2 separate regions of the Mus musculus genome follow, and region 1 is linked to region 2. A link is a loop called in an ENCODE intact Hi-C map of the cell type or tissue named here. Cell type or tissue: gastrocnemius. All regions are shown on one strand. Links, peaks and the distances in the headings refer to the core of each region. The heading gives the core; the rest is flanking DNA. Region 1 has its middle 90 kb from the start of Esr1. Region 2 has its middle 35 kb from the start of Esr1.

Region 1 (15,818 bases), core at 4,256-9,255, 54 kb after region 2:
AAAATGGGAAAAAACGTTAAATTTTAAACACACACACTTTGAACCAGTAGTTCAACATCTGGGAATTTACCATGAAACTAAATCACAATAGCTAAGAAGTGTCTGGGGATATCTGTAGTGGTAACATTATTTTTAAAGAGAAAGGAAAAACACAAGATCAAACAAACTGCCTTCTACACATTTATTTTCAGGTCCATAGATTAGGGCTGCTCTCAACTATAGTTGGAGAGGTTTCTTTGCTGCGGGCAGCAGTCACTGCGGAGACTCGGAACTGGCTGAAGTGCTGAGAGAATACATAACTGTGGGTGCTCAGCGCTGATAGGATAGGCTCAGGGAACTTGGATAAAGAGGTGTGTGTAAAAGCTGAAACACGGAGAGGATTGTTGCAAATGTTATCTTCAGGGCAGGGCTTGTAAGCTCGCAACAGCTGTGGTCGGTTACCTTCACAAGATCAAGCCACTCAACATGCCAGCAAAAGTAGAGGAGGGGCTCCTGAGGACGCGCCCTTAGCTGAGGAGCTGGTGGCAAATGCTGGCTGCTGGCTGAAGAAAGGGGAGTCCTTTTTCTTTTTTCTCTTGCTTTTTGCTTTTTCAAGACAGGGTCTCCGTGTAACCCTGGCTGTCCTGGAACTCGCTCTGTAGACCAGGCTGGCCTCAAGTTCACAGAGATCCTCCTGCCTCTGCCTCCCAAGGGCTGGGATGAAAACCTGTGCTACCACCGCCCAGCAAGGAGAGTTCCTTCCCTTGAGAGGTGCGGCCACTGATAGGCTGCCCATACGCCACAGGATAAAGCCACACCCATATTCATGCGAGCTGCACTGATCAGACTCCATGGGTCGCCCTAAAATGGAAGAGGACATGTAGGTAGGAGAGAAACCTGTTGAGGTGAAACTGCCAACAGGACCCGAGAGTAGGTGTGATCAAGATGTATTGTATATATGTATGAAATCACCAGAGAATAAATTTAAAATACAAGAATAAAAAAATGAAACAAAAACAGAAAAAAAAGGCTGCAGCATAACAGAAAACATGAATGGCACAGAAACAAACAAAATATAAAGACTAGACTCTGTACACAGAAACACAGTGTGACTGGCTAATTTCATGCATTGGTGGCACAGCTAAATAAAGTGGAGATTTTATTTCTAAGTGGGATAGTGAAAAATTTTTGCTTGAAATTTTTGTTAGCTTTTAATTGTGTGCATATGTGTGAGGTAAGTTTACAAAATACAACATAATCTCAGTGTGCACAATATGGCCCTGTGTCTGCGTGTATTCATAGTACAGATATGTTATATGTGCGTTTGTGCGCATCGGTGCAGTGCCTATGGAGGCCAGAAGAGGGCGTCAGATCCTCTGGAGCTAAAATCATAGGCAGTTGTGGGCAGTTGTAGGAAGCAAAGCAGGTCCTCTGAAAGAGCAGTACGTGCTCTGACCTCTGAGTAGCACTTGGAATTTTTTTTTCTTTAGTGACTCTCTGCGGTATGATAACTTTCTGAAAGTGAAGAGGAAAAAAAAAAAAAAAAGTCTAGCAATATCCCAGATAATTGCTTTTTTAAAGTTTCCCTTTTGATACTGTATTTTTGCTTTTAAGGATTGCTTTCAAGAAATAAGATAGAGATGTAGCGAGTCAGGCTTGTGAAAATACATAAGCAACCAAACAAATTCTACTGTGAGGTAAGTTTACAAAATACAACATAATCTCAGTGTGTACAATATGGCCCTGTGTCTGCATGTATTCATAATACAGATATATTATATAGCTATATGTTTTCTATGTCGCATGTAAAATTAAAATCATGTTGTATCTTGAATTTTCATTAACTTATTTTATTAACACATTGTCTAAACATGAGAGCGTTATTATGTTGGTCAGTATTCACATGTAAATATATACCTATCTATAATATGAAGAAAGGGCTAACATAAAATATACTAACGTAAAAAAAATACTAAAGTGTTTATGATTGTTTGTGGCTGATAAGATATAGGCAAATTTTATTCTCTTCTGTAAACTGGCTCCACATATCCGGTATCCTACAGTCAGAAAAGCGAGATGATCATTTCTAAATGGAAGTCTGAGAAAAGGCAATGATTTCATTGGTCAGAGGCACCACCTTCCTCTGATGCTCCTTCAACCTGAGAGAATGGCACATTGCCTCTGTGTCCCTTGTGCTCTGTCTCTCAGGCTACTTCACACAGGTGAAAGAAGCCCATCGCTCCCCTGGCCACAGCTCTCAGAGGGGCCACGCATCCATCTAAAAACAGCAACGCCTTTTCTCATCATTTATTCGATTTCCAGAGCCACAAATTCTTACAGTGTAAGTGAGGGCTCTGCCACATCCCTCTAGGGGTTCCTCCTGGGTCGCAAGGTCTCTAGCAGAGCACTGACAGAGCAACAGTGTGGGAAGGTAAACAAGCCTTTGGAAGGGACCCTGCGTGCTCTTGGGACAACCTGTAAACTCTGGCTCTTATCCCAGCCAATCTACCTGGACACAGTGACGCCAGCAAGGTAAACAGCAGCCCCGCCAGGCCTGCACGGCCCTCCCACTCTTCCCTCCCTCAGAAGGACCTTGCTTTCTTGGTTGATTCAATAAAAGGATTTTTGCCACATTTCTGCATTTAGAAGAGAACACCACAAACACAGGTACTACTTTAAGGTACAGCAGGCAGCCTCCTGTTGCTGGAGTGATTTAAAGACATGTGTTCTGCGTGAATGACATCACACAGAACACATCAGGACACTATTTTGTAGAGACTTGAAATTCTCAAGTAGAAGCAAAAGATCATTAACACTTTGGTAGACAAGAGCACACTGTGGTTTAAATGGAGATGAAGACAATGGCTGGAAGCTGTAGCAAGAAGACAAAAGAGACAGAGCTATACCCAGGCATGTCCTTAACAGAGTCCAACACAGAGCGTCTGACTTTTTCTGGCATCATGGCATTCAAAGTTCCAGATGACTAAGACCTCCATTTGTATACATAGAGCTCCAGACCAGACAGAACATTCTGGCCTATCTTATTTATGACTACATGTCAAGTCAACAAAGAAGAAAGCCGGTATACTCAACTGTATGGTGCTGTAGCCTGAGCCTGAATAAATTGCATAAACTAATGTCAGTCTCTAGTTCAATCAGCCATCATCAAAGTGCCCTTTGGCTCCCTGCTAGTGACAAGTTAACAAAATAAACCTCCTGTCCTTGCCACCAGACACCCAGGCAGGGCCCACAGCAACCACACCCGGAATACACTGTCTGCGTTGCAGTTCACTCAGGGACAAAATTGGAGCCTGGGGGTCAAAAATCACAGCAAATAGGTACCAATAGGAATAGAGGTGTGTCTCAAATGGAGAATTAGGAGTCATAATGGCGGCTTGCTTGTTAGTAGAAAGGGACAGCCATTAATGCCCCAGTCGGTTCTTGCCTCTTTGTGTGTGGTTTCCCAATGTTGTGGCTCATCCTTCCCTCTGCAGTGCAGCTGAGTCATCGCCATCTTTAATTCCTGGGTTTCCAGAGCTCCCCCAAATAACCCATGTCAGAGTTCACTAGGAAAGCGAAGCTGAGGTGTGGCCACAGTTGACTGGTCAGAGGTCCCTTGGCTTCTCAGGTGTGAAACTAAATTCTGGAATACATTTTCACTAACATGAGAGAAGCAGACATGGAATTGAATTAAATGAAAGAAGATTCTGGGAAATAGTCTTTCTGCTAAGTAAAATGGGTAGATAATAGATGATACAAGATAGATAGATGATAGATAGATGATAGATAGATAGATAGATAGATAGATAGATAGATAGATAGATGATAGATAGATGGTAGATAGATAGATAGATAGATAGTAGATAGATAGTAGATAGATAGATAGATAGATAGATGATAGATAGATGGTAGATAGATAGAGAGATAGATAGATAGATAGATAGATAGATAGATAGATAGATAGATAGATAGATAGATACAGAAATAGCATGTATGTCAACTCAATTAAGTATTTCCTGTAGTGTAGACAGGAAACTGTACTCAGAATGATGACCTGGAATAAAGCCGCACGAAGAAGCTCAGACTCAGTGCCCAAGTGGACAGGCTTTAAAGCAGGAGAGGAAATCACAGAACTCCGCCCCGCAGCAGAGAGAAGGGAACGCTAATTCACAGTGAATCCAAGCTCCCCCTTTTAGATCGACTATAAGTACTTCCAGGGACAAGACTTTTTCCTTTCCTTGTAGTGTTTCTATTTCTTCCAGCAGACCGAGTACTGTCTCCACTGATAGCCAAAACCCAGATTTACAATGGCCAAGAGCCTGCAGGTTCTTCCCAAGTTCAAGCCTTATCATGGACTTCATTCACAACAAGGTATCTGCAGGGAATTACACAATCTCTCTGAAGCTAGGGTTACTATGCTAGTAAGGGGGGCTGGGGTATCCTGCTGCTTATCTGAGAGCTCTGAAAAAAAAAGGCCAAATGAGCTGCTGTCTGCAAAGCACAGAGCTGTGGTTTGGATATGAAGTACCCATCCAGGGCTCATGGCTTAAAGGCTTGGTCCCCAGCTGTGGCACTAGATAGAGGTGGCTCTGTCCTCACTAATACACTAATCTCTTGCTAGAGGCACAGTTTAATGGTTTCTGGGAACTGGTGGGATTAGGAGGTTGAGTCCATTTGGAGGAATTTGGATCCATGCCTTAGAAGGATAAAGTTTGTCCCCAGCACCTTCCTGTATCTCTTCCTCAGCTGCCTTCAGGCCACAAGATGAGCATTTCTGCTCCATCTTACCTTCTCTCTCTCTCTCTCTCCCTCCCTCCCTCCCTCTCTCTCCCTCCCTGCTTCTCTCTCTCTCTCTCTCTCTCTCTCTCTCTCTCTCTCTCTCTCTCTTTCACTCTCACTCTCACTCTCACTCTGCCTCAACACCGACATTCCACAACAGGACAGAAGACTGAAATATTTGAAACCGTGATCCACACTGAAGTTTCCCTTCTTCAAAATAATTTTCTTTCAGGGTATTTGTCACTGTGATAAAAGCCTGGTTCTGGTGTTAACTATTTGACAACTCACATCTAGCAAAGAGAAAAACAGGACTTTAAAGAACTGCCTTGTACCTACAGGAAGCTGGCTTTAAAAGAGTGGGGAGGAAGCAGACCCACAGGTGGGCTCCATGCTAATCTATTGACATACACTTCAAATGTTATTTTTCAGCCCTTTAGAGTTTCTACTTAAGAATAGAATTTAGCATTAACAGATAAATGCACGCAAGAGTGGGAGAGAGAAGATCTGGGTTATTTTTTAGCCCCAACAAACACGAAGAGGGATGATTCTGGTGACAGAAGAGAAATGGCAGTTATTCGGGGAGATGCGTTCAATGGTATCCCAAGTCCTGGTGGGTTTTGGTCAGTTGGTTGGTTGGTGGTTGGTTGGTTGGTTGGTTGTTGGTTGGTTGTTGGTTGGTTGGTTGGTTGGTTGGTGGTTGGTTGGTTGGTTGGTTGGTTGGTGGTTGGTTGGTTGGTTGATTTTCAGACTTGTATCAAAATCCTAGCAACAACCCCACTTTCTGGAATTAATCAATTTTGAATCCAGGACTTCAAAAGTAGAAAAAAAAGTTAGAAGAAAAATAGAAGTCGTTGCAGAGACTGTCACGTGCATAGAAACACACAACTACAGGGCAGGGAAGATGGCTTTGCGGCTAAAGGCCTTGTCACACAGGACATGAGTTCTCATCTCCAACACCCACAAAGGATGTGTGCAGAGTCTGCAATCTCAGCACTAAGAAGCAGAGGTGGCCTGGCCCCTGGAGCCCATTGGTCAGTCATTCTAACCATTACAGTGAGATGCATATTCAGTGAGAGACTTCCTCTCAAAAACTAAGATGACCTCCTCATGCATAGGTATGGTACTGACACACATATCCATACAGACATGTTCATAGACTACACACACACACACACACACACAGGAGGGAGGGAGGGAGGGAGGGAGGGAGGGAGGGAGGGAGGGAGGGAGGGAGGGAGGAGAGAAGGGAGAAAGGAGGAAGAGAGGGGAAAGGGAGAGAGGAAGAGAGGAGAGGGAGGGGGAGAGGGACAGAGATGAGAAAGAGGGGAGAAGAAGAGAGGAAAAGGGAGAGAGAGAGAAAGGGGGAGGGACATGGGGAGGAGAGGGGGGGAAGGAAACTGTACTGGAAACAGTATGGCTGGCAACCTACTTTGCACATTGCAATCCCCATCAAGATGAAGGACACGTTGTTTGCCAAGCCCTCCCCTTTGCCTTTTCTTCATCATGCTGTTCTTGCTATCCAAAAGAGGAATCAAACCAGCTGCCAACATGGAGTTGGCAAATAGCTGCAGGCGCTGTCTTCCTGGAAACGCCAACCGGCAGCCATCCCCACAAGGCCACAGAGGTTTCGGGAGGGCAGATTCACCACTGCTCAGACTCCTCATAGTGGGATTAGAACCCTAACTGTCTAAACTAATAAGCCAGAGGAGCTGGGGGTGTGGGGGAGTGGGTATGTGCTCCTAAACAGCCCGGGGTCGGCCACGTCCTTCCAGGCAGGGGCTAAGAAGGTCCCTTGTGCCTGAGGACGGTTGATCAGATAGACCTGAAGACTTGCCGGACAAGTCCCACAGCACTTCTGAGGATAGTGACTAAGCTCCAGCTTAGCAAAATTATCTAATATTTTGATTAGTCACTGAGTAAAAACTTTGCTAGAACCCTTCATTTCCTACACAGTTGGACAGACACGGTGTCAACGGAAGATTTCCTGAAAGTGCTTCCCCGGAACTGCCCAGTTCTGCAAGTAGGAAGTCAGCAAGTTGACCGAAGCCCGCTGGCCTGGCTCTCAGTGGGATCAGGCTTAGTTCACTGGCAGCGCAGATTGGCAGGCAGGCCTGGGTCCACGCCCCGCCCCTCCCTTGCAGTTCAGGCAGGTTCTATAAAAATAAACTTACATACTATTCTGTTGACTCAGATTTCCTGCGCTTTCGAACGCTTTGAAGGTTAACATGATATTTACAAGCCAGAGGACGTTCGATATTTTATATCACATGGCCTGCTACTGGAGAAAACTGCTAACGAACGCAGCTGGCAGGGCAGACAATGTGGACATTTGTAGTAACAGAGACCTGGCTTTCCAAAAGGGCTGTGAGCTGGTTCAAAATGCTCAATGGAGGAAGTGAGAAATGGATTTGGAAGTCAGTAAGACCTTTTCAGTTCTAACTTTTAAGTAAAACATGTTACGACTGGTGTCCACAATACATGTGAAATGACTTTTCGCCTGCTTACATGGGCATACATTCTTTTACAAAGCTTCCACTGTCCCTTTGAATAATTACGTTCAGAGGAGAAGGCTCTTAATTACTGAAAGGCCATTATTAAGTAGCAACTGGAAATACATACGTCTGCTCCCCATTTTAGGGTTAAACATGAATTCACATGTTGCTCCTTATCAACGCCATTCAATTAGCAGTAGAAGAAAAGGGTCATAACGTCGAAGAAGGGAATGTTTTTTTTGCTTACTAACAGCTATTGCAAAGCTGTGAGAGAGAAAAATACAATTTAAAAGCTTTAAAAAAAAAAAAACACTGAGGGTAGGGATCTCTATTTAGGGCAGGCAGTCTGTATTGTAAGCAAGGCGGTGAGTCTCCCTGATAGCAGGTAAAGATGCTTCAGCCAAGCCTGAAGGGGGCGTGGCTCTGTGGTAGAGCAACCTCCATCAGGATGCCAGACCCTGGATTCGATATATATCTGGGAAGGAAAATTGTAGGGGAAGGGGTGGGAAGAAGGGAGAGAACAGAAGGAGGAAGGGGAGTGAGGGGAAGAAGAAGGAAGGGGAAGAGAGTAAAAAGGAGAAGAGGGGAGGGGGAGGAGAAGGGGAAGGGGGAGGGGAACGGCCCTAGGTTTTTGTTTTTGTTTTTTAAGTGTTATGTCAAGGTGAAAATGTACAGGTTATATCCATCTGTCTCAAATGTTAAGATATCTTTTTTTTTTTAATTACAAGAAACAGTGGGTCTTTTTTACAAACTTTTTTTCTCAAAAGAAAGGAGAACACATGAGATGGGTGGTAGTGGTGGTGCACGACTTTAATCAAAGTGCTCAGGAGTCTAAGACAGTCAGATCTCTGTGAGTTCGAGGCCAGTCTGGTCTACAGAGTGAGTTCCAAGAGAGCTTGGGCTACACAGAGAAACCCTGTCTTGGAAAACCAGAGAGAGAGAATAGGAGTGGGGAGGGAGGGAGGGAGGGAGGGAGGGAGGGAGGGAGGGAGGGAGGGAGGGAGGGAGGGAGGGAGGGAGAGGGAGAGAAGTCTACTAGAAAATGAATTCACCCTGACAGGTTTACAGTGAACAAGGGGTTGATGGCTGTAATTTTGAGTTGGGAAACACCTGCTCAAATTAAGTAGTTTGTGGTTTCCGTATCCAACAGAAGAGAAAAACACCACATTGATTCTGCCACTGTTTGTGTATGTGTGTATGTGTGTGTGTGTGTGTGTGTGTTTGTGTGTGTGTGTGTGTGTGTGTGTGTGTGTGTGTGTGTGTGTGTGTTAACTAAAGTAATTCAAACCTCATCCTGTAGGCTGATATACTTCGTTCCTGTGTCCTGCTAAAATTAAGATGATACAAACATATAAACTTGATGAATCCCAAGTGATAGAAAGCATTGGCCTTTCAGTGGGGAGCGTGTGTACGCTGGAGGGGAGAAAAATGAAAGAAACCTTTCCCAGGTGTTCCCTCAGATGGTACAGGCTTCCTCCAGCACTTCTGCCCACGCCTGTAAGAAAGAGAGTAAAATCCGCTCCCTGTAGATACTCAGAATTAGACACAATCACAGATGATACTGATGTGGAGAACGTTTGCACGAGCATGCAACCACCTTGGTAATAAAGTTTACTTCTTCTGCCCTAGTGTTTTAGACTGGTTCTAAATCACTACACAAAGCCAGCGATTGGCTGCTGTTGAGCAGAACTGGACTGTGGACGTTAACCAAGTTGCCTGGCAGTCTTTACCTGACTTCAGTCCACATTTTTCCCCTCCATAGCTACTCTCTAGTTATGCATTATCAGGTTTGGCAGTCTCTACGAGCTCAGCCCTCCGCTTGGCTTGTTGCTGGGTAGGCTTGACCTAAGAGAGTGCATGAGGAAAGAGCCAGAACTTTCCTTTGATGTCTCAGAACTCAAGATTCCATTATATAATCTACCATAAATCCTGGCGGTCAGGACTGACACTGGCTTCCAAAGTTACCAGAATATGACACTCCCTACTTGATTCATTGTGGAGTCTGACATGTCTTAATTAATATGAACTCAGAGCCTCAGCTTGCCAGCGATAAGAGACTTTTCTGATTTGCCTTCTTCATAGCTTTAAGGGTTTCCTTGATTAATTTTCTTCTCCTGAAATCTAAACCTCACATGCTAAATGTTCTGACTGGCTCAGGTTTGACCTCACAGATGTTTCCTTGTGGTCACAGAAAATACTTCTCCTCTGAGAATAGGTTTGATAATTTTGGGGGGGGGGGCAATAAATTGAACTGAACTAGATGAAGAAGTCAAGTGCAGGCTTTTAGCCACACTTTTTTACTTCTACAACCTGCCTGGTGTGTTCAAGTCTCAAATATAAACGGTGGTAGATGATAGCATTCCCTATGAACAAATTAAGGCCTTGAACCTTCCCCCAAGCCTTCTTCTCTGTAACAATATAAATCTCTCTCCTTGCTCAACACATGAGTGAGGCTTCCCACAAGGAGAAAATTGGCACATTTAAATGTCCTTTCTACTCTCAATGCTGAAGAAGGAGTGAGATGGACCAAGTCCAAACAGTGAGAAGGAAGGAGACTGAGGGCCTGTCTCATCGGAACACAAATAATTTGTGAACTGTTCTCAGTGATTAATACTCTGCACTTGAACCCTGCTTATGCAACAGAAGTGCTACAGTGAGCTGACTCTTGGTTTCTGGGTTTTGCCTTTCCTAGAAAACATTTTTCTATGAATCTTTTTTTGTTTTGTTTTGATTTGGTTTGGTTTGGTTTGGTTTGGTTTGGTTTGGTTTGGTTGCACACTAGATTTGAAGCAGCCCTTTGCTTGATTGGTGAAGTCTGAAAATGGACTAGAGGGAAGGACACCAAAGCAACATGAGCAATGTCCCTCCAACAGAGTGATACCCTGTTACCCTCTCCCTGCCCCTCTCTGCTCAAAACAGGAAAGCCAGGCATCAGCTGCCAAGGGACACTCTCAGCAGCCTTTGAGATTCGTTGTAACCTAAATTAGATTACTGAATGTGCTTAGCATTTTCTCCCAACCTTTGTCCCCAACAGACACCTGCCTTGTTTTCTTACATAGCTGTCACCCTAACCTTTTACCGTACCATACTCCTTTAAAGGATGAGAAAGAGAGAGAGGGGGAGAGAGAGAGAGAGAGAGAGAGAGAGAGAGAGAGAGGGAGAGAGAGAGAGAGACAGAGAGAGACAGAGACAGAGAGAGACAGAGAGAGACAGACAGAGAGACAGACAGAGAGACAGACAGAGAGACAGAGAGACAGACAGAGAGACAGACAGACAGACAGAGAGACAGAGACAGAGAGACAGAGACAGAGACAGAGAGACAGACAGAGAGACAGACAGAGAGACAGAGACAGAGAGAAAGGGGAAAAACAATCTCCTTACACCCCTCCTCTTTAGCTCCCCAATCACTGGGTTCAGCTCCAAATCATCTGAAGCATTTCAGTGGTGGCGAGAGGTGTCACAGGCTCCCTTCCCTAGGCAAGCCTTCAATGGCATCAGCTATCTTGTACTCCCAGACAGGCACCTACGGCTCTAATAGTACATATGTTAATGTCCTGGCTCACTATTCCAAATGGAGGTGGCTGAAGACAGGAGGCGCAGAAGCGTGACTCAGTACCAGCACTGAGGTCATACCCAGTATGCCAGGCCTTCATTCACTTGCTAGGGAATTAGGCCTCCAAAGTCAAAGGACTGCTCAAGTACGAAATGTAAAGTACGAACTTGAGTACATATTTGACAAGTGTGTATAAATTGCAAATAATTGCACCAGTCTCCATGTCATACAAATAGAAGCATTTTCTTATGAATCTATATTCTATCCAAATAAGATTGTTTTTGCCATAAAAATATCCCAGGGAAAAAGCATTTTGCACATATAAAGTGTGCTGCTTAGTCCCTAGTGGTCCCTGAATGAAAAACCTTCTGGGATCTGTTTGGCAGTTAGTTGCTAGATCCATCTTTCAATTATAAAGATAGCAAAATACCCAGCATAGGTGTGTCTGTCTGTATGTATGTTCACTCCTAGAAACTAATCATAGGACCTTGCATATTCCAAGCAAGCTCTCTACTGCTGAGCCACATCTTTCACCCTTTCCTAACTGATTCTTTTGAGAAGGGGATTGCCAAATTTCAAAGCTGGTGTTGAACTCATCAGATGACCCCTGTAGACCTTCCACTAGTGATTCTCCTGCCTCAGCCTCCTAAGTAGCTGGGGTTGAAGGCTTGCACCACCAGGCTCACTTTACAGTAATATCTTTTGACTCCCCTCCAACTCCTCTCTCTACCAGCCATTTTTTGAGACAAAGTCTTTTCTCGCCCATAAATAATCATAATTCAAAAAGTGGGTCCTTAAAAGATTTGCTAAATTGCTCAATTTAAGTTGTTCACTCTAAATTAGCAATTCACCTCTCCTCAGCTAGTCCAATCATCTCCAAATTGGCATGCTCACTCTTCAACTAAAAACCTCAATCTACACAGTATTTCCAAAGAGAAGGCCTCATTTCACTGCAACCTCACACCTTAAAATGACATTTAGCTTCACAGTCCTAATTCTCTGCTAACATGTTCCTGCATACTTCTGACTTATCTTCCTGTCAGACCAACTCCTGATCCCCCAAGGTGATTGTCTCTTTCCTTGGATTAGCGTCTTCTACCCCCAACATCTTCCCAGGGCAACATACCCATCCTTCCGGGTCAAGGCTAACTGTCACTTCCTGTCCCAAACTCCGAGTGCCAATCAGCAGTAGCTTCTCTGTGTGCTTCCATACCATGGTGCTCATCTCTATGAAAGCAGCCATCACTTTCTACTCAATTAGTGTATGTCATAGCTATTCTGCAGCAATGATACATCATACTATGTGCCCAACTCTCCACTTTTGACAATTAAAAAAAAAATCATCTAGAACACAAAGAATGCATCATGTTCAATCAAACACATCCATTGCATATCTAACATGGTTGGGTACCAGGCTTTTCCCAGAATACCACAATGCAACCCTGAGCAAAAGCCCCCTGTTGGCACCAAGGGCTCTTCCAATAGGGTCCGCAGCAGACCCTTTAGAACAGAGCTTCATGAGCCACAGTAGAACTTTGCAATGTGCTCATTCTTGGACAAAATTAAGAATTTAATAAGGAAGTCAAACAGAAGTACCCTTTTTCTGAATAAACTTGATGCCAAAATATACAGTAGCAAGATTTCATGTAAATGGGATTCCCAACATCTCTTAATGGACAGGAATGTACGGGTGTTCCGTTGCTTTACCCAGATGCAGAGATGGATTGTTGACTACCCAATGTGACCAGCTTTACTAAGTTCCCTTTCTTTGTAAGGTTTTATAATAAAGCAAAACCTAATGAATGACTGGTTATAGCAAATAAAAAATTAGAATTCAAAGGACAGATGCCATCTTACAGAGGGATTTAAAATTCCTTGTGGATTTCTTTATCACAATTATCAAAGAAAATTTTCCAATGAGACTACTTAAGTGAACCGCAGAGGTAGGAAGGGGCTCAGGCATGTGGCCCCCACTGCAAAAGGACTAGGGAGGCTCTTCTGAAGAGAGTGAGGAGGAGATCCCTTTAGAGAGTTCAGCTGATAGCCACCTGACAAGCAAATGCTTCAATAAGTACCGAGGAATAAGAAATCAAAAGACAGAAAAAAGAACCTGGAATGCCACCACTCCAGAGAAGGACAGTTACCAGGGCTACCAACCACTTAGCAAATTGACTGACCTTGCACAACTTGAGGTTCCCCCAAGGCTTGTCATCTCCTTTCCACCCACCTCATCTCCTTGTGATGAGCAGCAACAAAAAGGTCCTATGATTTTCGTGATGACTGTGCCCCCATTCTAGTCCGCTCTCAGCAGGGAGACACAACCCCCCAAAGAATTGAGAATTATTGAGTTTAAGTAAGAGGCTAAAGGCAGATTTCACTCCTGAAGACTACTCCTGCAGTCGAGACAATGAAGTGACAGCTGTGTCACCAACAAGACTCTTGATATTTTTTGCACTGGAAAAGATAGGGCTTCGCCTACATCACATCTCACACCAGAGGACATCCCCCAAGTCACATTGATACTCCAAGGAAGAGATTATAGACTACTTCCAATATCTCATCATTACCCCCATCTCACCTGAAAGCTTTATCACATGCCTGGAGGCTGTCTCTATGCACACACTTCCATCTACACAAACACACACACGCACACACACCTTAGAAGGAGTCATAGAATCTGTTGATGCATACAGTTTTGCTAACCCAAACCCTAACCCTAACCCTAACCCTAACCCTAACCCTAACCCTAACCCTAACCCAGGCTGATCTAGAAAAAGGACTACTGGAACATTGCTATAGAGACAAAATCACCGTTATCATAACCATCCTTAGCAAAAGCTACCTGTAAAGTGCTAACCTTTAAAAAGAGCATCTGGGTATCCAGCGAGACGGCTTAGTGGTAAAGCACTCGCTGGGCAAGCCTGGTCACCTAACTTAATTCCCAGAGTCCGTGAGAAGATAGGAGAGAAGTGATCCCACAAAATGTCCTCTGAACTCCACATATTCACTGTGGAACACACAATGCCGCTACACACATACATCATGTGTGTGTACATACACACAACACACACACACACACAAACAAATTAACACTTTGTTAGGCCCTTGGCAGGGGTTCATAGGTGGTATTTCTTTCTCAGCAAACAACAGCCAGCCAGCTCAGGCAGAGGTGGGTGGACAGGACCGCGCCTCCTCTGTGCTTTAGCAGAGCAGAAGCACAGTGGTCCTTCTCTCTCGTCTGTTTTTCTCTACAGCCTCCCTGGACCCATGGACCAAACTGCAGCTCAATCATGGCCTCATCTCAAGCAGGCATTCTGACCAACTGGACCAAAATACAGAGACATACTGAGACGGGGCAGAGATGCGCCTTCTTACCCATGGAAGAAGGTGCAGAGGGCACTGTAGGCTTAGGAATGTATGTGTCTGAGCATGATAGGAGGCAGATGGTTCCAAGTCCTAAACTGAATGAAAGTCAGGGGTCACTGAAGGAAAGGACAGCTGCCTGACTTTGTCATTGCAGCAAAGCTAATGCTCTGGGGCCTTTACTGCCTTGAGCAACAGAACTGAACAACTCCCTTCAAGTGTCAAGACAGCACCTCCCACTCATGAACATAACCCTGGCACTCACATTCAATATTTTGCCAATTTTCCTGTGTGTTTGTCTCTCATCTCTATGTCAGTGTTACTTCTAATTTCTATGACAAAAATCCACCAATCACTGCAAGACTGGGTCCAGCCTCTACAGCTTTATATCCAGACAGGGTCTAGAACGGGCCTTTTTGGGATGTTTATAAAACAAGGGCAAACATTTGCCTTTTTTTTCTTGCGAAACAAGAAAGAATTTTACTGAATACAGATAGATGCTGACCCCAAGAACACAGAGGTTCCCACCCTACTGACTTTTTAAAAAGTTCAAATACTTTTAATTGGTACTCCAACATCAGCCCTCTCTGAATATATTATTTCAAATTCAAAACCAAATACATTTCCCATCAACCTTGTGGCTGGGGGTGCTCTGTAAATCTACTAGATCTGGCCCAAGAAGGTAATTTTCAAACATCTGACATTAAGTGGTACTTCATGTCCCGATTGAACATCATCTTAATAAAAACCCAACCCTTATATTAGGGTTAAAAAAAAAACTTAAAATAAATTTTAACTAGCTAGACTTTTCTGGGCAAGTCAGAGAGAACAAACACTGGCAACTTCTTGGTCAAGCATGAGACTTTCCACTACAGGAAACGGGTGGCTTTCCTGTGGCCAAAATGAAAGTATCCTTTTCTGCCTTTTGTAACTACCACGTCACTGGCGAGTGGCACACACTGTATGGCACTGTCCTTAATATACACACCACCCTGCCTTAAAAAAAAAAAAAAGCAGTCACCCGTGGTTATTTTCAGGTTAGAGAGAACCAAGCCCAAGCCCACAGGACTCAGAACTCGCCTACAATTGTGAGGCAACTTCAAGACAAGATGCGTTACTAGATTGCGTAGCTTTTCAGAAAACTCGTCTGCCTTCAGGAAACAAATGATGCAAATGATGGCTTATTCCAGTCGCCTTAGATCCAGCTCACATAAGTCACAGCACCGAAGATTAAGAAACGTGGTCGCGTTGAGACAAGTACAAAGTGAAGTCGGAGCAGGAACTTTTTTAAACTCGCGCACGTTTCAACCATACAGAATCCCCCACAGCTCGACCTGGGACCAATAAATTGACGCGATCTGAGGCAGGCAGAGAGAGAGCCTGCCAGTGCTGCACCAAGAACAGATAACTGTGTCTGACTCAGCTGAATGTAGCTTCCCCGGAGTGAATTTCCATGGGACCAAGGTCAGCTTTAACATGATAACGTTTGCCAGAAACTTTATAAAATATCCCTGGAGCAATGAGCGAGAGAAAAATGAACATATTTTCACAGAAGTGAACTCTTGAGACTCCAGCCTGATTGCACACAGTAGCACACTATAGCCAAGGGGGGGGGGGGGGAACTGTAAAGAAATGGAGAGAAATAGAAGTAC
Region 2 (15,818 bases), core at 4,714-9,713:
TATTTTCCTTTTTTTTTTTTCTTTTATTTTTTTCTGGCGCCAGTGAGTTCAGTTAGGCTTGCTTACCAGAACATAGATGGAGAGTCCATCACAGGAATATGAACAACTTTCCAGTGGCTATACCACTGAAGAACTCATCCCCCAGTAACATTAACTACCTATAGGTCTTCAGGGAGAAGCAAATTCCTGGGGAGACCTTATCACTACATCAGGCCACATCTGTAATACTGGAAAATTCAGAGCTTTAACCTGTCTTTTTAACTCTTCTTCAGAGAGACATAATTCCACATAGGATGGAAATACCCTAAGATAATGGAGGAAGAAAACAATGTATCAGGGAAGAAATGGAGGCCAGGGGTGGATATAATCAAAGCATGTTATATAGAACTCTCAAAGAACTAATGAAAAATAAAATAGAGTTCACAGACACAGTTGATTAGAGCACAGAGAAAAGACAATGAGGATTGTTTTAGGAGCGGAGGAGAAACAGAATATGCCTGGACAGAAATGAAATGTGTCTATTGACAACCACCCAGGGCTTTTATCCTTGGCACCTCCCTGTTGAACAGCCTTTTAGCATTTACAAATATGTTTGTAAGGTGGAGCATCTGAAAAGAATTTCAAGTTTGATAATTGGTTTGTTAATCCTCATTTTCCCGTGCAACAGAAATCAATTCTGAATTGCCTGCTGGCATGTAGCATCACGGGACAATCATAGTCGCTGTCTCTTCTGTCTTTCTGGACCAAATTGCCCTCAAGTTCCCCCTAAAAATGCCTCCCCGTATAAATCCACCTTAGCCTAAATATTGGTTTTAATTTTTATGATTTTTGATAAGTAGCTGAAGAATCCATCGCTTCTATTTTCTTTCAAATCAAAATCAAGAGTATATGAGTGTATACCCCCTTGCCTTTGGGCATATGCCTATGGACAAACAAGTGAAATCCACTCTTTGTAATATGTTGCAAAAGTCATTATAAAGATTATTAGGAAAAAGAAAAATTCACCTTACTGGTTTGTGGTACATTGGAGAAAATTCAGAGAAGTTCTAGTTGGGGCTCATGCTGGAAGGGCGCCTCCTTCATGACATCTGAGGTGCCATGTCACAGTGCCCAGTACAACTGAGACCCCTCCTGGTACCTCATGCCTCTTGTCCCAAGCATCCCTACCTGCTTCAATTTGGTAAGTCGGTGTTTATAAACGCATGGCTTCCATTGAGCTTGCCTGTTAGACACCCACAGTCCTGTGTTTGCTATTAAGACTGCTATGCAACATTTATTGCTAACAAAACTAACCTGAGGCTTTTGGGCAGGAGGTGGGAAGGCGGAGTTGTTCATTTCATTAGAAACGTTTACCTTCTCATTGCAAAGCAACCTCCTGAGAAAGGCAGGGGAATTTTGATTTAGCAAAAGAAAATAATAGCCAAGCCGCATATTGACAAATTAATTATTTAAACATTTTCCACTCCAAGTAATTTCTTACTCCCTGTAGTTATTTGTCAGTTGATTTTTTTTAATTACAAAATAACACTTGTTCATTTTAAAACTTTAGACAATACAGAGGGGATAAAGAATAATGTGCAAGCAAAAAAACCTCAACTACCTTTTACTAACTTAACTCCAAGGGGGTAATCACTGTTCTCCATTGAATATGGCAACATACATATTTAAATGTGGCAATCACCTCTGCTTACTCAGTAAGGAGACTCTATTTGACACCTGCACTGTAAATTTCTTTAGTACCTCCATAAGATGCTGTTTCTTACCACTCCCTGTTCCTTTGGATGTATTTGGTTTGGCTTGGCTTGGTTTGGTTTTGGTTTTGTTTGGGGCTTTGGGGCTCTGGGGGCTTTCTTTGCTTTGCTTTGCTTTTTTTTTTTTTTTTTTTTTTTTTTTTTTTATGGCTGGTAAAGTAGCAAAGTATATCTCTGTGAGCCTGGACACCAGGCCTGCAGCGAGACATGCCTGAGTGTCTGGGGCTGGGCTCCATTTTCAACAGGTTGTCCTGGGAAAGTGGAAACTTTAGAACAAAGCTGACGGAACAGCATTTTCTGTGCCTTGGACAACGATGGGGGCTTTCATTATGTCCAAGTGCTCAATTTTTCTACTAAGAGAGGATAAACGCTTTCAATTATGTGAATTCCTGTCAGCGGGGCAACAATAGGCATGGATACAATTCTATAGCTCTTGAGCAATACAAAGTATGTCCAGGGATGGAAGGAGGGACAAAGAAAAACAGCTCTGCCTCGAAATAAAGTGCAAAGTGAGAGTCGTTTATCGGCAAAATGCTGCAAAAGTGCATTAACTGAAAATTTTAAGCAAATAAGTTGTACACTATTTCCCAGTGACTTTCCATACTTCCCCAGACAGCTCTGGTGAATTCATACATATCTAGGGAATCTTACTCGCTGAGGGTTTTCCTTACGTTTTTGACTGGTTCTGTTTTCCTCTTCCAGCCCTTTCTCTCTCTCTTTTTTTTTTCTCTCTTCTTCAAACTTTTTTCTTTCCACTCTGAATATTCACATCTTTTTTGTTGTTGTTGTTCCCTTTTGCTTCAAACTAACCATCTCCAGGTGCAATTTGTAATGAAGATAGATCCCTGCCTGTCATCTGTCCAGGACCTATTATGATAGAATATTTAATAAACGCCAGACTCAACTAGAATAATGATAACAAAATTAAACGTGATCATTTATGCAAAATTAGTTATCTCAAAGGTATTTTTGTTTAAGAGTTTGACATAGGAGGCTGAAGAGACAATTCAATAGATAAATCACTTCTCACATAAAGCCGGTGACCTAAGCTTAATCCTCTATCTTCTTTGTCATTTAATATTCTTTTCTCCAGTTTTATATTTAGTGATAGTTATATTAAATTAAGTATTAGTTACAGTTACATATCAATTATGTGCAATAACTGGAGTGTTATTAAAAAACAGTGGAAATTAGCCAGGCAGTGGTGGCACACGCCTTTAATCCGGCACTTGGGAGGCAGAGGCAGGTGAATTTCTGAGTTCGAGGCCAGCCTGGTCTACAAAGTGAGTTCCAGGACAGCCAGGGCTACACAGAGAAACCCTGTCTCTGGAAAAAAAAACAGTGAAAATTATGCCTCACAATTCATGTAACCATATTTATAATTACATACAATAAAATAATATATCATAAAATAATAATATAATAAAATTTTCAAGAGTGCTTTACCCTAATTTAATAAATGTTTATAATAAAATCTCTCCCAACAGAATTGTTTTCCAATTTTAATTTCATTAACATTCTAAGTTCAGCTGTGAGAAATATGGCAAGTGTTCCATGATCATCTTATTTATAAATGAATAATTAAGAGTGCATTCATATCCATTAGACTGCCACGAAAAATCATCTCAGCTCATCACAGAAGCAAAAACTTCTTTGACAGACCTACATGCCACTGCCTGGCTCTAGTCCGCCCAGACAACATAACCTGAGTTCTCCCCAGAAATCTTATTTCCAAGTCCTCTCTAAGAAATATCCTTACATCTCACAGCCATCTCTTATCCCTGTTCAAAGGACTCCAGATCTTGTTTTCTTGGAAGCACACTGACTGACAGGAATGTCGCCATGGGAATGCAGCTCCCACTTGGACATCTTCATGGGGACATTTTATAGCAACCTAAACTTAGCACCACCCTGACTGTAAAGTCTTCAGATGGAGACTCTGATATATCCAGACCATTATTTGGTCCAGGGATGAGAACTTCACTTTAGCTGAATTCATCAGACCAAATGGGACTACTAACATCCCGTGCTTTTTGCAACTTAATCATGTCCTCTTGTGAACGTGAACCAAAACCATGTTTCTAGAGACTGGTGGGGACATCCTATGACAGTGTGGTGGCCCCACCTGGGATACAATAGATACAGGGAACACAGCAGAGTAGAAAGCTGAAAGCAACCCAGAGCTTTGATAACATTAAGTCAACGGATCAATCAGCCAGAGATTCTAGCCTGCTGCACGCCACATCTGGAACATCTGCTTTGTGAGCTGAATTTCTAATTGTCAAAAACAATTCGGCTTTGTTGTGTGTGTGCTGACGTGCACACTAACTGATCTCTCTTCTTGTGAACAGGAGGCTATTGAGGAAGGGGGTGGTACAAGCTTTGGGGAGAGCACTGAGTATACTAACCAGTCTTTAAGATTACCAAGAAGAAGGATTTCCCATTTGCAAATAAACTTAACCTTAAGCTTACTTGTGCTGAAAGAATTCTTCCTGTGAAAGTCATGGGGTGGCAGAGTGAAAGACTGCATTTATTTCCGTTTCTTACTCTGCAAATGTTCCTCCACTGGGCTGGTGCTTAAGAAGGCTGTGTAAATTAAATAGGACCATCGGTTCTCTGAGAACCAAGACTACATCATGAAACTGTAACTTCAAAACATAGGCTCCCTCTGCTATCTTCCATATATAGGCTTGGCAAGATCCAAACGTAATACATAAAGCTGGAGTGCCACTGTTTAAAATGGTGGGGATTGGTATGTGTCGACCACCACAACCTGGCAAAGGCATCATGGAAATAGGAAATAGTGATAATACACACACAAGCGTCTATCTACTACCCACTGTGTGCTGGTGGTATGCACAGTTTTAGACCCAGGAATCTTTGCTCTAGGAATCTCCTAAAAGCAAAATGCAGGCAGAGTCTTTGCAGAGGAAGTGAAGACCTAACCTATGTGTTATTTAAAACAAAACAAAACAAAACAAAACAACGACTTGAATAAGTTCCAGTGATTACATGTACACTGTATGTCATTGCACTGAATTAATGCTGAGGAGATACACTTAAAAGGATATATAAGGTAATCAAAAGTTGAGAAATGTAACTCAGGGTTGACAATATGGCTACTTGGTGAGTTAAGACACCTGCTGCCAGGAATGAGGACCCAAGTCCAAGGCCCCAAAGTTGCCACATGGTGGAATGAGAAAACCGACCCTTGCAAGTTGTCTTCTGATGCGTGCAATGCACACGCAACATCAATAAATTAAAATGTAATATTTTTAAAAGCATAATAAGTGATACACTGTATTGAAAACTATAAAACAACTCCATACAAAGAAATCAGGCAAAATCCACATTAAAGGTCTTCAAGAGATAACTGTGAAGAGGATAGGATTTGGCAAGAGCTTAATTTTTCCTTACTTCTTTTTACAACTAAAATTCTTGTGTTTCTATCTGATAGAATGAAAATAAAGAAAATATCTAGAGCCGGGCATGGTGGTGCACACCTTTAATCCCAGCACTCAGGAGGCAGGGGCTGGCAAATCTCTGAGTTCAAGGCCAGCCTGGTCTACAAAAGTGAGTTCCAGGACAGCCAGGGCTACACAGAGAAAGCCTGTCTCGGAAAAAAACAAAAAAAAAACAAAAAACAAAAAACAAAAAAACAAAACAAAACAAAAAAACAAAAAAAAAGAAAATATCTAATATGGGGGACCTTTGGGATAGCATTGAAAATGTAAATGAGGAAAATACCTAATTTAAAAAAAAAAAAGAAAATATCTAATAAAAAAAAGTCGATTGTCCCACAGGGCTTATCATTTGACTCCTTGTATAAGATCCAGTTGAGGCCTTTGTAAGAAAGTTTTAGTCACTGTATAATCAATAACCGGACTTTTGGGCCTGTACAGTTCAGGGAGTCTCATGAACTTTGGATAAGGAAAAAAACTGTCTTCATTCTTCCTAACTTTTAACTGGAATTTGTCCAGTTAAAAGAATGTGTCCAGGAGCTGTCTCTCCCTTGCTTGTCTTTCAAATCACGCATACTTGATGATCCTTCCTTGAAATATATTTACTTACCACTAATTTGAAATTAACATTATATCCTGGTCTTCTTCTTCAGTTAGGAACACCACTCTGGGAAGACGTTCACAGCCTTCCCATGACAGTCCAAATGGTCCAAGACATAAACTAAGTCCAGATGAGGGGTGTGGTCCCCTGAGTCACCCAGTATAAAGAGTCACTTGGGAAAGCAGGTGGGGAATGTTTGCACTAGAATTTCTATGACAGAAGAATAAACTTGGTCTTAAGCTGAGGTTTATAGAGTCCTTTATTCTGTAGCTGTCCTACCCTGATGAATGGAGAGAAGAAAGTTGTAAAATTGAGCACTGTGTGTATGGGAAGGTGAATATGATTATTAAGAATAAAGAGAAAAGTGAAAGTGCATTTTTGAGCGGTTGCTACATTTTGGAGATGAACACAGGTAAGAAAGCAGAAGGACACATGGCCCTTTCGAATGACGCTCTCTCGGGAGATTATGGAAATCAGACACCGTATTTTCTGTTCTCTGGTGCCTTCATAGACAATGAGTCCTTGTCAGGAGTGGCCACTGAAAGCAGGAACCATCAAAGGACTTCAGCAGAGTTTTCTCTGCCAAATCTGTCATTTACAAGATGACAAGGATGGCTTCGCTCTTAGACCAGTTTCTTCATTTTATAAAGTGCTCTGTGGTTTGTAAAAGTTAATATAAGCAAATATATGGTAACAGTCCTAATAGAGCTCTCGGCATGTGCAAGCTTGGATGGACGGCTCCCCTTTCCTATCTTTTCTCTCTGCTGTAAGCCATTAACAGTCCATCTCGTACACTCAAGCTTAAAAGAATTAAAGAATATATTAAGAAAACATTGATTTTTTTTTCTCCTTGAGTCAAAAGCATAGCACTTTAAACTCATTATATCAGGTACAGTACAATGTTGGCATGAAGCTAAACTAAGAAAAATTATGATTAAAATTCAAATAGAGCATTGAGGTTGTGCTGGGGGAACAGAATGAGGAAAAATTACCGAAAAGGGAGCCTGTAATTTAAAACTGTCAGTCAAAGGGAATCGTGACATCGGCAAACAGTTTGCTGGGTTCCACACAGGACTCTTGTGGTAAGCATGCATGTGTGCCAGTCCTAGGGAAACCCAACTGAATTTCTCCATCTCTTTCCTTGGTGCTTTATTCCTTACGTAATGGTCTCTTAATCTTATCGCCAACGTGATGGGGAAGGGTATTTCTAAATGCAAAGAAGCGAATTTTAAAAATATTATATTAGGTTCACTTAATGTCTGATGTGGAACTCTGAAAAACCCAGTTACAAAATCGAGTGGAAAGTGAAAATATAGGATAATACTGTCTCTGCATGGGAGACTGAAGCTTCCTCCTGTCCATTCTGATCTCCGAGGGAGGGGTTGCCCAGGAAAGATCACGGAAATGCTAAGGGATAGGATGAACGCCTGACCTCTCTTCTACCTCGCTCTACACCCAGCAAGCGGTGAGCACCTCTCCGGGGAGGAGGCAAACGGATTGTTTCCTGAAGCAGTGGGCAGAACAACGAAAGAACTGACAATATTCCGACTTATGCTTCCAAAGAATTTTCTAGAGAATATAATTCTTTCTACGAAAACTGCAGGACTCTAAGGAGAAAGGACTCATACCGTCAAGAAGAAAGTGCTGCCACCTACAGGAAAAAGACCAAACTAGCGTCTGTAGGAAAGGGTGGGAGGTGGGGAGGGCAGGGAGAGGAAGTGGCAAGCCTCCAGAGGAACGAAAACTGCCTTCAAAATCTTAAACCTAGTGGATCCTATGTCCTTGCTATCCCATTTCACATACACCAACCACCTGTGGCCAGCAAGTGCTTAAAATATGGGTTGTCTGGCCAAGTCTGTGTTATTCTTAAGCCTAATAGTTTAGTTGATTAGACCACTTTTCAACCCAATAATAAAGCCAACATAGAATTTTTATTTGTTAAGTAAATCAAAACCATGATCAAGAGACTATGTTGACCTTTGACCTTTTCTGAGCACAGACCATTTTCCTGTGATAAAAATTTAGCTTGGAATTGGTGTTCAATAATTAAAGGATGTCGGCTACCACATTCCGGTTCTGAGGTCAGAGCAGTACTATTGTGAGATCTATCACTATGTCTTGCATTGCTACTCAAGGTACAAAACTGCTTATCAATATAGCAGAATTTGTAAGATTTTATCCAATTTTGTATCTGCTAATTGCCATAGCAAACATTTCAGATGTAAATAACACTTGATAACCAGATATATATCTGACATGTATATATATACATATATATGTGTATATATATATATATATATATATATATATATATATATATATTCAGATATATAGGCATATATATGTTGTGTGTATACATATTACATATGTATGTACATTATATGTACATACATATTTATTCATATATGTGTGTATATACTTATGAAGAGACACCTGCTGTGTTCTTCTTTCCATTAAACACTAATTACAAGGCTTACAATACTCGGGTACCTGGTTTCCTTCTGTGCCAACCCTTGAATAAGTCACTACAAGTTTCTGTACATAACTCTTTAGGTTCTGCTATTAAAGTAAATTTGAGATTTCAAGCTGTTATGCAAGACAATACTTAAAAACTAAGATATGCTTCTAATAATTCCAATATTTTAGTTTACTTTTTCAAATTTCCTAACTTTAAAAATCTCCATTGAAGTCAGACATTTCTAATAAACACTTTGCATTTGACTTGGGAAACGGAATTACTGACAGTACAAAGCAAAAAAGAAGTGATATTCTCAATCATTTTATGATGACTACAAGTTAAAATTGTGATGCTTTAACTGTGCTTTTCGAGTAAAATATATTATAAAGATCAATTTATTAGTATCTCTCTTTTTTTTTACTTTTATAAAATGTAGTCACCAAGACATCCTAAATGACATGTGGCTGACATATTTCTATTGCACAGTGACATTCTAATTGAGTTGAAGTCAGAGAAAGAGATAGGTAAAGTTTGTTTTGCTAACACCGTCACTTCAAGCGACTGTGTCTACAAACAGCCTTTGCTCTCAAAATGAACCTGCCTTTATTTTATTTTTATTTTTATCTTATCTTATCTTATTTTATGGGCAGAGCCTCATTGGATAATACAGTCAAGGTTGAAACTCTTGATCCTCTAGCCTCTGCATGCTAGGTTGATAAGCATATGCCACTATACCCTGGAAGATTAATTGTTTTCTTTTAAGACAGGCTTTCACATAGCCCAGGCTTACTTCAAACTTACTAGGTAGCTGAAGCTAAGCTTGAACTTTTGATCCTCCTAACTCCACCCCCGAATGCTGAGATATCGGGTTTGTGCAATCATTCCCTAGAAAGAAGATTAATTTTTAAAACATGCAGCAAGCAGTTTGAATAGGTTAATATAACACAATTTTTAGAGGAAATAACCTAATTCCATCTTCAGTGATTATCACTGTAACTAATGAATATCTTTAAGTGGTAGGAAATTTAATTTTAATGAATTCAATCACATGATCATTTCTATCAGAATTAATGAACTGCTAACACCTTTTTATAGAAATTCGATTAAAATTTTTCCTGTTCCATTTCTTCCATAAATTTCCAGCATTATTGCTCCAGATTGATACCTTCTATAGATCATAGCTACATCAATCATGAAGGTGATAGATAGATAAATGATAGATATACAGACACATAGATAGATAGAGATGGATGGATGGATAGAGAGAGAGAGAGAGGGAGAGAGAGAGATAGATAGAAGATATACAATGATGATAGATATGATAGATAAATGATATATCAATAGATAAATAGAAGATAGATGATATGCAACAGATGATAGATGATACATAAATGGGTATAATAAATGATAGATATGATAGATAGATGATAGAAGAAAAATAATAGATGATAGATAGATAGATAGATAGATAGATAGATAGATAGATAGATAGATAGATAGATAGACAAATGATAGACTAATATAGACAGATAAATGATAGACAGACAGACAGACAAGTAATAGATATACAGACAATTGATAGATAGACAGACAGACAAATATAGGCAGATAAATGATAGACAGACAGACAGACAGACAGACAGACAAGTGATAGACATACAGTCAGACAAGTGATAGATAAGTAGATAGATAGGTAGATAGATTGATAGATAGATAGATAGATAGATAGATAGATAGATAGATAGATAGATAGATGCCATCTCTCACTGGTTTTTATATTGTAGAACCTACTGTATGTTCTCCTGGGTCCTTTCCTGGTCCTCAATGTCTGAAGTCCTTTTCCACAGTACGAACATATCTGTTACCAAATATGTCATTTTTCAATCTACAAATGCCATGCTTCCCCTTCCTCCTTTCTCATATCCCATTGGTAACATGTTCACCTGTTATCCAACAGGAAAATAAAACAAAACCAATCAGACAGGCCCTCGATTCAGCCACCAAATCCCCACATAACGATACCATGTCCAGCCGTCTGGGTCTGTTTGCCCAAGACAGTCCTTGTGTGCGTACTGAAATTCTTACCTTCCAGGAGCCACCTCAGCCCTACACACAGCAAGACTGTTGGAAGCCCTTCCTGAGTCACTCAGTCTTGAACACAGAGTAGGACTTTAGATTCCTTCCTTGCCAGCCAGGAAAGCAAATCAAGAGGGTGTTGGGTGTTGCAACCACCTCCGAGCAGTCAGTGTGCTGCCCTGCTGACCTTGCCCTCTGTCCTCTCATCCACATGGCTGCCCTTTTCTCCGTTGCCAAAATTCTAGTAATGTTCCAGGCCTCGGTGTCTCTCCAAGACCATGCTGGTTCCCTGAGGTTAAGCTAAATTGTACTTAGCACAGTGTATTTTAATCTTCTGTCTGACCCCCAAAACTCCCACCTTGATGTCTGGCTATTCTTTGAGACTTTTTTTTTTTTTTGCTACATATATGCCAAATTTGTGACTTAATGAAGGTTGTGTGTCTTGAAAAGCCACTGTACTCTTTTTAACTTCCTTGGCTTGGCTTTCTGCCAGCTAGTAGCCCTCCTCTTCTAGTATAAAAAGCAACAACCCGCTGTCAAGATGACATGTCTGTACATTTTTGCAGTACTGGTGAACCTTGCTCTGTTCTTAACCCGTCTAATGCAATGGGTAACACCACTACCGAGTCAGTCAGTAAGCTAACATCTCTGTCAGGACACAGAGACACCTGTGATATAAACACTCAAAACACAACAGCAACAATAACATCCAGAGAAGCAAACCAAAATACTCTCACTTTCCTTTTGTAGGCAGGTGGTGGTTTCTACCTGACATCTATCCTAAGATCACACATGGAAGGAGAGAACTAACTCTACAAAGTTGTCCTCTGACTGCCACACAGGCACTGTGGCACGGACATGGGACCACATGCACACATTCACACACATGACCAGAAGCATTTTAAAGAAACACAATGCCAACATATGAAATGGGTCATTCTGTCTCATGCAATGGAAATCTCAGATATACTTTGTGCTTGGTTTTCCCACCCACACAGTATACTTTGTTGAGTTTGTCATCATTGTTGTTCTGGTGGCTGCTCTTGCTCCTGGGTTTGTGGTAATTTTCATTTTCACTCTCTCTGATGACAAGAACACTCACGGGAGATTAGGAAAAGCAGCTTCAAATGTTTAACCCTGCCAGAAAATCAATGTGGAACTTGAATGAGTCACCACCCCTCTTCACCCCACTTTCCCCTTCTGGAGGATAAGTGATTGGCATTCTCCAACATCCTCTGGAGCTCAAACACGCTACAATTTTCTGATTCTAAGCATGTCATTACTGTTGCTTCTCTTGAATCATGGTAGAACAAGTTATAAAGGACAAATTGGTAGAAGGTTCCTAAATAGATGTATATAAAGGGACAGAGGTGACAGGCATATTTTTTAAGTAGTCCTGATAGAGACCCTGTGAGGCCTGGGTCATAATAAAGCAGTTTGCATTTTAGCACGTTTGCTGGCTATATTTAGGAACACCAAACAAGTCAGCCCGTGCCTAACAAAATTGCACAGAAATCTCTACTAAATTTCTAACATACATTTGTCTCTAACGAATGCTAAATAGTCAAGACACAAGATGATGAAGAGTTTAGATGCCACAAACATGCAATACTCTGGGGGACTCAGGAGAGTACAAAACTTGGCAGTTCTGAGGTCCCCAACAGGTGACGTAAATGTTTATAGACTCTCTCATTTGGGGATGCAGCTGAGGGCAAATGCTATCCAACATGGAGCCCTCAAAAAGACCTCTATGTCTAAAAACACATTTAAACATTCCTCAAGGTCAGCCCTTGCCTCGGTACCGGAAATGGGTGATGTCATTCTTAGAATATCAGGTTTTCTGGAAAGCTACCTGCCATCCCAGTTCTCCACCCCTCACCCAGAGGCATTCCCTCAGCACCACATGTTCTCAGAATCTAGACCTCCATCTTAGCCTCACTCTAGCTGGATGTGAGGAAAGAGATCTGGGAAAATAGAAAAAAGCAAAGGGCCACACGAGACAGCTGGGCAGAACAGCAGCTGGAGGGCTTGGCGATGACAAGCACTCATGTGCTGGCTCCTACACAGGGCAGTCATTTGGACAGTAACTCTGAAGTCAGGACCTGAGGACTGAGGCTAGCTCTGGCCCAGCTTTGTCTCATGCATTTCCTCCAGACTCACAGGGCCTTGCTTTGGCCCCTTTGAAACCCAAGAAAGGAAGATGAGAAGAAAAGTAAGAGACAAAAGAGATGGAAACTTTTTAATATGTGCTTTTAAACCTCTTTATAGAGATGAGTAATAAAATGACCAGGGCCAGCAGACACAGTCAACCTTTCCACATTTTCTCTAAACAGTTATAAAACTGAGAGTCTTGTAAGGTCAGAGTTAAAGAAATACAGTCTTGTTTTGTAATTTAAATGGTGTTTGACAGAATGATAAAATAGTCTCAGTACTAGAAAAAGATGTGTTCAGGCACACAGGCTTGATTGAGAAGGGATGATGGAGCCCACTCTGGTGATCAGGAAGAACTGAGTTCAACCTGGAGGCTGGGCAGGGCTGCAAGCCACGAACTCCCCCTCCCTTGCACACACACATCCCTTCCTTCTCCTTGAGTCAAATGATAATGAATTATGACATTTAATTTATGGTAAGGAAGTATCATGTATTGTTCTCAAAATACTCAGAAAACAAAACATAAATTGAATGCCTACTATGTGCCAGCATCTGTCCTAAATATTAGCAACATATAATTGGACAAAACAGAATTCTGCCCTTATAGTTGTTCCATTCTACTTTAGGGTAATGGGTAAGTTTATATATATATATTTTTAAAAAGTGTAATTTAGGTGAGCAAAATATAAAAATAAATAAATAAATACATGGAACAGAGTGAATTCTAAAGCAAGTTTGGGAGATACAGAGACAGTTTCCACTTTGGATAAAATCATCAAGGTGAAACTGGAATCATTACCTTATGGAGAGAGAGGAACACGGGATGTGTTTGAGGAGACAGCAAATGAAAAAGTTCTGGACCAGAGGTACATCCATTTCACTCAACCAGCAGCCAAAGAGACCAGTACCCTGAAGCAGAGAGAGCACAAATCAGTAAGGAGTCCAAGGGAAGCCGGATATAGTGGCACACAACTGGGACCCCTGTGTGTGGGAGGCCACCGTGAGTTTGAGGCTAGCCTGAGCTATAAAGGAAGACCCTGTCAGAAGGAAGGAAATAAGAAGAAAGAAAGAAAGAAAGAAAGAAAGGAGGGAGGGAGGGAGGGAGGGAGGGAGGGAGGGAGGGAGGGAGGGAGGGAGGGAGGGAAGAAGACAGACAGGAAGAAAGAAGAGGAGAAGAAGGAGGAGAAGGAAGAAGAAGGAGAAGGAGGAAAAGAAGAAGGAGGAGGAGGAGAAGGAGAAGAAGAAGGAAGCGGGTAAAGGGGAAGAAAGAAGGAAGATAAAGAAATGGAACCGTCCAAAGCATGAAGATGACATGGTGGTAGTTTGCTTTGTGTGAACTTAGAGGTAACCTGGAAATACTGAGTAGTCCCTATACCACCCGGCTTCTATTTCAACATAATAGAGATGATTATTTTCTGACAGGAAAGAAAGGTAAAGGATGCAGATTCAAGATGGCACAATGCTCCAAACAGGGAACAATGAAATCTGAAATAAGACTGAAGAATACCTGTCATAGGCTACATTCTAGGTGCATTCTTATAAGACCAGCAGAATTCTGTGCTCTCTGGGTAAGCAGTGTGGATTAGAGGAGCCAAGAATTATCCCCACAAGTTTGGCTGTGCCTGAAAGGACCTTCTACAAATCAAAGTGAGATCCACTATGTGATGAGGGCCTTCCAAGAGAGACTAGAGATCTGTTTTATACACATACTATATAAGAAAGCTTTAGAAAAACTGGGAAAGATGTCAAGAGAACAGTTGGATGGTCAGGGCTAGTGTCCTGAGCCATGGCTGTTACTTTAAACCAGGTGTGAAAGATACACTGAGAGAAGAGAAAGGACTGGGCCCCAGGGAGTCCCATTCTTAAAGGCTTTGGAGAGTCATGCTTGGGGCTAGGGCTGGGGCTGAGGCTGGGGCTGGGGCTGGGGCTGGGGCTGGGGCTGGGGCTGGGGCTGGGGCTGGGGCTGGGGCTGGGGCTGGGGCTGGGGCTGGGGCAGGGGTGAGGGAGAGGGCAAGGGTTAAGATATAACCAAGAAGAACGGAAGTAAGGAAGGTCTCTTGATGGCAAGAGTGAACCAGTGTCTAATTTAGATTAAGTAGGGAAAGGACTTCCTCAGACTTAGCACCTATCACAGTTAACATCGAAGAAGACCAACAGCCTACATGGCAACCAACTTTCAAGAAATAAATCAAACAATTCCAGACAAATAATTGTAGATTATAGAGGAAAGATTATTATCTTCAATTACTCTTCATCTTTTAAATCTTTCCTCTCAGTCCAAAAGTTGGATAGAAGCATCATTCTCTTTTGAATTCCTACCAGTGGGAAAACTTAATAAAAGACGGACATTTTTACATCTTTTCAAGGAGTGACTTAATACTAATCCTCTTAGCTAATCGTGGGGAGTTTTACATATGAGCTACAGCTATATTTTTTCCTATAATGTGAAAGTTACAGGTGGCTTTATTGTTTTATTTATTATTGATAAATTTAACTTTCTTTTCCAGATTATAAGTCTGAGGCACAAATTTATTTCCAGGTACTTTCGTGATGTTAAATTTTTTTCTTAAATTGCTTGCACATCCCTGAAGATTCTCACTGACTATGTGAATGTTTTCAATTCCCCAACTCTGAGTCTCCCCACATATGTGTTCTGCACTGTCCTAAACAATTTGATCAGGGTTAGAACATTTCACTCATTCCACCAAGCAGATCCACGTCATGGAGGGACAATAATGGATTCTGACAGTGTGCCGGAAAGAGGGACAGTGGGCAGGTGTGGACACTAGTAAAAAGAGACTGCCGTTTGGAAACTTAACCTCAGGCTTCCATAATTTCACACATAAGCCAGGAGTGGCACAATCTAGAAATCTCACACAGACAGTCTTGCCAGACTTTCAACACAACTAGATAATCTCATGCTAAGTCAACAAGCACCTTTGGCAGCATCAATGCACCCAAACTGGTGGAAGTTGACCCATTAGAAATCAGACAAGAGAACTCAATTTTGAGAAGAGCTTGCAATCTACATAATTTTCCCCAACTCTTTTGTTTTGGTTTGGTTTGGTTTTGGTTTTTTGTTTTGGTTTTGGTTTTGGTTTTTTTCAAGACAGGGTTTCTCTGTATAGCCCTGGCTGTCCTAGAACTCACTTTGTAGACCAGGATGGTCTTGAACTCAGAAATATGCCTTCCACTGCCTCCCAGGTGCTGGGATTAAAGGCGTGCACCACCACTGCCCGGCAACTCTTTTCTATATAAAAAGGATTGTCTGGTTCTCAATGGTTAGCCCTACAAACCAATGTGGTTTGGATTCTTTACAA

Evidence for each region. A loop is a pair of places that touch in the nucleus more often than their neighbours do. Peaks named below come from ENCODE experiments on the same cell type or tissue, not always from the same donor. Only the 100,000 strongest peaks of a DNase experiment are listed, where the experiment ranks them.
Region 1: a loop joins it to region 2, with 2.7 times the contacts of the local background. A loop is called at or near these places in 3 of 42 quality-filtered maps.

The regions. Positions count from the first base shown.
Region 1 is chr10:4,612,156-4,627,973 of GRCm38, reverse strand. It overlaps a transcript of Esr1 not described here. Among named protein-coding and RNA genes, the nearest start is that of Esr1, 90 kb to the left of the region's middle. In gastrocnemius, for the core only: no CTCF peak of the experiment used is centred there; a DNase peak (open chromatin) is centred at 6,335; H3K4me3 peaks cover 1,443 bases; H3K27ac peaks cover 2,882 bases.
Region 2 is chr10:4,666,812-4,682,629 of GRCm38, reverse strand. It overlaps a transcript of Esr1 not described here. Among named protein-coding and RNA genes, the nearest start is that of Esr1, 35 kb to the left of the region's middle. In gastrocnemius, for the core only: a CTCF peak has its summit at 7,444 (motif pointing left); a DNase peak (open chromatin) is centred at 7,450; H3K4me3 peaks cover 427 bases.